2 separate regions of the Homo sapiens genome follow, and region 2 is linked to region 1. The links are chromatin loops, found by intact Hi-C in ENCODE. Cell type or tissue: endothelial cell of umbilical vein. All regions are shown on one strand. Links, peaks and the distances in the headings refer to the core of each region. The heading gives the core; the rest is flanking DNA. Region 1 has its middle 170 kb from the start of ICOS. Region 2 has its middle 220 kb from the start of PARD3B.

Region 1 (2,914 bases), core at 304-2,803:
TGTCAGAATATCATATGGATGAAGTTTGACATCTTTATTCGTCTTCTATTTATGGGATGAACGTACAGTTAAAAGGTGGCTTGAGACCATCAAACCCACATCTAGCTGTGATCTAAGTGGAATTTAACGTAGGTCTCCTGAGGTGAAGGGAGAAATGAAGGAAAGAAATGAAGTGCCTGTTTCAATTTAATACTTTAGGCCAATTTTTTTTTTTAAGAGAAAAAAAATCAAAGGGCTGGGACCTTCCTTGGCCCCCTGAAGTTTTAGGGTTTCAGATGCTCAGAGATACAATCTGCACAATTTCTTGGCATCTGTTTTTTCCAGACAGTATATTACCACTATAAAGTAGCCTGAACAGTGGGGTCCTCCCTACTGGGGGCCCACTTCAAAGGCAATGTTTGATGTCCCCTGATGCTGCCTGTGGGTGAAAGCGCAGATTGTTGTGTTTCATTTATTAATTACTTAAAACAGAAAAATAAAAGCCAATTTTCTTCTAAATTTCTCTCTGTCTACTTTGAGTTAACATCCTCCAATCTGGTTTTTGTCATACACGAGTAATTTTAGTTCCAAATACTGGTATGATGTCATTATTTAACACCTTTTTATCTAAGGATATTGGCGTGTCTTGCAAAAGAGTATGTTGCTGCTTTGTCCTCTATTTAGAAAACAAACATTGAGAAACTAAGAGAGACCACTCCACTATTCCAAAATCACACCATACACATAGTTGGAGATAGGAAGAAAGCCCGGATTTCTTATTCAATTTCATCAGAAAAGGAGACGTCTTCCCAGAACACTGGCAACTCTGGAATCCCCCTGAAACCCAAAGAAGAAAAATGTCCCCCTACTTCCTCATGAACCAAATGTTCCACCAAGCTTTACTTAGAATTAGTTATTTCACTCCAAACCCGGTCTGCTTTTTGCTGAATATTTTCTCAAAACTAAAGCCAGTCAACAGAGTTCTCTCTGGTGTGAAGCAAAACAAAAACAATCCAAAGTTTTTATGTTGTCACCAGACAAAAATTTGCTAAGAACAAGCAGAAATGAGGAGTTAATGGATCCCATATGTGGCCACTAACATAGGTTTATGAGATTTTCCAAGAGATTTCTGAAGATTCCTATAGCACAAAGGAAGATCAAACAGCCACTTTCCTGTCAAACAGGGCAAAAAATGCTCCATCCATAGTTCCCCCTGCATTTATTTTGGTAAACCTGGAAAGAAAAGGTGGCTGCAATATCTGCCTTACAGGGAGCTGACCACAACATGTGGTATACTGGAGCAGGAAAGAAGGTCCTTAAAGACGTCACCTGTGTCCTCACAGCACAAGCAGACCTGCCCTTAGAGCCCACTGCTTGGTATGAGATGTAGCCTCTGGGGGAGGGCTGAGCAACGGAGAGGGAGAGCTGGACAATTTTCTTCATCCGGGAAAATTGCACACACACAAAAATAGCTGCTTTCTTCAAATGTCAATCAGCTCCTTCAAGTTTCAAGCTTCACTGAGGGGTCAGAAGAGGCATTTCCTCTACACATATTTCAGTATCACATCGGGACGTTCAGCCACACACAGCTTCCGGCACGGGGGCTGTGGTTGTGTTGGAGTTAACCACACAGGGCACAGGGTGAGGGAGTTGTCGTTGTTGTTCTTGTTTCTGTTGTTGTGATGGAGGCGGGGCAGCTGGTGGGGTTAAAACGGTTTCCATTATTATTATTTTCTTTCCCCCTTTGTGTGCTATGAACTCTGAACTAGACAAATGAGAACTATCTCCCCTGTTATTAGTAGAATGTCTTCTGTGAGCAAATTCCAACCACTAGAATGTCCGTGTGAACTGCAAAGGCAACCACAACAGTTTTGGAAACTGGGGATGATTGTGGGGCTCCTGGACCGCTGCCCTCCGCCCTGCAGCAGGGAAACAGAACACCCTAGACAGGTGGGGAAGGAGTGGATGGGGGTGAGTCTGCAGGAGAGGAAGCCTGGCCGAAATGTGCTTTTGGATAAAATGTCCCGATTAACCAAGAGCACACAAAATGTGCAGACTGGCAGCACAAGGCCTTAAGCACCCGCAAAGCACGCTGAGTCTTTGGGCTGCTCTGTGACAGGGAGATGTGTTTACCCCAGACAAGTTCACCAGTCCGACAGCCGCCTGAGGCCAGTTGGAGAGGAGGTTGAAATGTTCCACAGTGTGAAGAGTCAGCGCGATCTGTAGAGATAATGGAGCATTCGGTTTGACATCCAAAACTGGTGTATCCAGGAGGAGCGGGATTCTTGCTGGGAGGAGAGACAGTAATTGTTTTTAGCAAGACAGATAAGACATTCCGGTTTCTGTAGATTCCTCCCCAACCAGGAAACAACTGCCTCCAATGTCAGTGCTAAATATTGAAATCAAGGTGTGCAAATGCCTCAGCTTCTCTCCACCGCCTGCTGCATGATTACTTTCAAATAAGAATGTCCTTCCTTCTTAATTTTACACTTAGATAGGTAAAAACATCATCAATTTTAGCAGACTGTTTAGTTTTAATCTGATCAAAACAATCATTCACTAAGAACCTTCTAAGAGATTATAGGAAACATTAATTGTGTAGCTGGACTGGGATACGACTGGAGGGAGGCTTGTAAATAAATCCTAGGACTTGAGTCCAAGAAATATAAAAGGAGAGAGAACACAGAAGCTAGTGCAGATAGATGCCTGATGTCTCCTTTTAGGTGAGAGCATAGAAACATGTAGAGCTTGTTTCCTCTGAGGTTAGATACCGTTTAGTCCTTCCTTGGGTATTCCCATTTACGGCTGTGGTCAAGTGAATCAGCCACAGACGTTACTATTACTTAAAAAGAAAACCATTTTCTCTACATTGGTGCTAGTTCCAAATTGTGTCTGTGTGATCGTCCCTCCCTCAGCCATCTCATTTCCAGGGCTG
Region 2 (2,914 bases), core at 296-2,795, 210 kb before region 1:
CCAACCAGCCACTCAGCATCCACAAATGGCTACCTCTGTGTCCTACTCTGGGTTGGGCCTTGTCTGTCCTGTTTTCTGTAGAATCTCCAGCACTAGAAGAACACCGAGCACAAGGCAAGACACTCAATAAAGAAAACAGGTAGGTACCTCTATGGAGCACTGACTGTGTATAAACTGTTCATTTCTTATTTAACTGATCCTCATAACAAACCCCAGTCTACGTCTGAGAAACAAACTTGAGTCTTACAGAGCCTAATAACGTGCTAAAATGTCACACAGCTGTATGTAACAAGAACAGAATTTAACCCCAGAGACCCTAACTTCAAAGCTTTTATCCACTATGCTGTGCTACTTCCTCTCGGAGGAAGGGTTGCTATTTGAGACTTTCTTGCCTCCTTGTTTGGGGAGCAAAGCTAATAAGTCAGTTCAGTCATTAGAGAAACCTCCAGCAATATAGGAGTTAAGAGCTGAATCTAGCCGGGCGTGGTGGCTTACGCCTATAATCCCAGCACTTTGGGAGGCCGAGGCAGGCGGATCACGAGTTCAGGAGATCGAGACCATCCTGGCTAACACAGTGAAAACCTGTCTCTACTAAAAAATACAAAAAAGAAAAATCAGCCAGGTGTGGTGGCAGGCACCTGTAGTCCCAGCTATTTGGGAGGCTGAGGCAGGAGAATGGTGTGAACCCAGGAGGTGGAGCTTGCAGTGAGCTGAGATTGCGCCACTGCACTCCAGCCTGGGGACTCAAAAAAAAAACCACAACTGAATCTAGAATTATGTCTTATTTCTCCCATCCTTCTCCTTTGGACTAAAGATTAGGTATTTCTTCCCAACTCTCCTCTAGATCAGTTGAGAACAACCAAGACCACCACCGCCAAAGCAAATGCCAATTTTCAGCTGGGGTCTCTTAGCTCAAGACAGAATAGAAAGCTCTGCAGCAGGCTGAGTGCCCCAGGAACCATCAGTAGGAACAGTGCCACTACTGAATACCCCAAGTGCTTGTCAATGGCTTCCTAACAAATGGCTTCATTTAGACTCTCCTACAGGTCAGCCGCTGCATGTCCACCCGAGACTGCTAAAGGTCACACTCCTGCACTCTCTTTCCTTTTCTGGAAAATGACCTTGAAACCGTAATGAGCCTGGAGGAAGCCAACCAGACAGGAAATAAACCCGCTTGGGTGCGTGTGCTTGTGGAAGAGTTTTGGAAGACCTTCCATCCCCTGGGAAAACACTTGTTTGATACAGTCATGGCCAGCTATTATTCGTGATCTCATTGGTGGGAAGGCTGGTGGGGATTGATTTCAAAATGAACTTTAAGCTAAGAGGGCAGCTAGGAGGTGGCTCTGAGAGGCTCTGTTGACAGGGGCCAGTGGTGATGTCAGAGGAGCTCGGGTCAGGAATTCTGGGGCAAGGGCAGAGTTGATGAACCTTATTTTTAGATGGTGTTGATATTTTTAGTGAAAGTCCAACAGCCTCTCCATTTTTGGTTGGGGGGATAGAGGGAGAAGGGATGACTTCCTGGAGTTAGTCATTTCCTCTGCTGGTGAAGAGATTTGGCGGTGCTCCTATGTCATAGGAAGTGCCTGGAGATGGTAAACACTGCTGACATAATGGGAACTTACACCATGGGTGTGTCAGAGCACACATATTCCTTCCTGGACCCTGGGCCAGGTGAGTGGGGGATGCTTCCTGTTTTTGGCTCTAGGAGGATTTTCAACTTCTGGGAGCTGCTCTGGAGAATAAATCACAAGAACTGCTGGGCTAAGCAGCTGAGGCCACAGACATCAGAAAGTGATTCGGTGGCAAGAATTGTGGAATGTGCCCTGGCAGTTCCCAGAACTGCCGAGTCATCTTATCCTCTCTGAGGTGTATATGGGGCCAAGTGGGTTTGGTTCCAATACCATAAAGCGATCCTCATCTGAAATTTGCTCGCTTGCCAGAGATGCCCTTAGTGCCTGGATCTCATCCATGACTAAATTCATTCAGCAGAGCCTCCTGATTGCGCCTCTGAAATCTCCTATGAGTCTGGTTCCTGCACTGTACCTCTCCAGATGTCCGTCACCTCTTGTATGGATTAGTAGATCACCCGCTCTCCCTGACAATGATCTCTTCCATGTGGGCCCTCCTCCACACTGCTGGTAGTAGGCGCGGTCTTGGAAAACACATAGCAACCTTGTCACCGTTCCCCTTCTCCCTTGTCCATAGTAGATATTGCTAATCGCTCACGGCACTTTAACTACTAAGCCCAGACATAGGTGACCACCCAGTCTTTCTTAACATTATCCTTCAGCTCTCATGACTAATCACTTGGAAATGGCATTTGACATAAAGTCAATTTGCTATCTTGGTGCTCGTGTTATCTTCCTAAAAACGAAATCCAATTGTGGCTTTTCTCTGATGTGAGACTTCCTGTCTTCCTAGTGCCTTCAAAATGAATGCCAACTGCTTGGCAGGTGCCTAGGAACTAAAGCATCTCACCTCTCCTTCCTGTGCGGCCTCATCTTCTCACCTCTCCTTTCCCAACTTCCACTTTTTCCCTATGCATGCCTTGGGGAATGTCACACTCTTTCCCAGATACACTTTGCTTTTCTGTGACTCCTGGGTTTGTATGGGGTGTTCTTGCTTTCTGGATTTTCCTCTTTCCTTTTTCCTAGCCATAAACTCTCATTTTTTCAAACTCTCCATATTTCTCTTCTGCTGTATTTCCAAGATCTCACTAGGCAAAGTCAGGCACCTTTTCTGTGTTCTCTTGGGCTTCTGTTTTTGCCTCTGTTAAAGCATTGTTATTGTAATATGTTCTCATGCTGTATATATGTTACAATATATTGTGGTTATTACATGAATTATATGCATTATAATTATGGTCATGCATTTGCTTACTTATTCAACACATTTATTGACTGCCTTCTATGTG

What was found. A loop is a pair of places that touch in the nucleus more often than their neighbours do. Peaks named below come from ENCODE experiments on the same cell type or tissue, not always from the same donor. Only the 100,000 strongest peaks of a DNase experiment are listed, where the experiment ranks them.
Region 2: a loop joins it to region 1, with 15 times the contacts of the local background. A loop is called at or near these places in 6 of 110 quality-filtered maps.

Annotation. Positions count from the first base shown.
Region 1 is chr2:204,109,092-204,112,005 of GRCh38, reverse strand. No RefSeq gene overlaps it. Among named protein-coding and RNA genes, the nearest start is that of ICOS, 170 kb to the right of the region's middle. In endothelial cell of umbilical vein, for the core only: no CTCF peak of the experiment used is centred there; DNase peaks (open chromatin) are centred at 1,555, 2,245 and 2,635; H3K27ac peaks cover 2,500 bases.
Region 2 is chr2:204,320,896-204,323,809 of GRCh38, reverse strand. No RefSeq gene overlaps it. Among named protein-coding and RNA genes, the nearest start is that of PARD3B, 220 kb to the left of the region's middle. RefSeq lists an enhancer at 974-2,173. In endothelial cell of umbilical vein, for the core only: no CTCF peak of the experiment used is centred there; a DNase peak (open chromatin) is centred at 1,589; H3K27ac peaks cover 1,690 bases.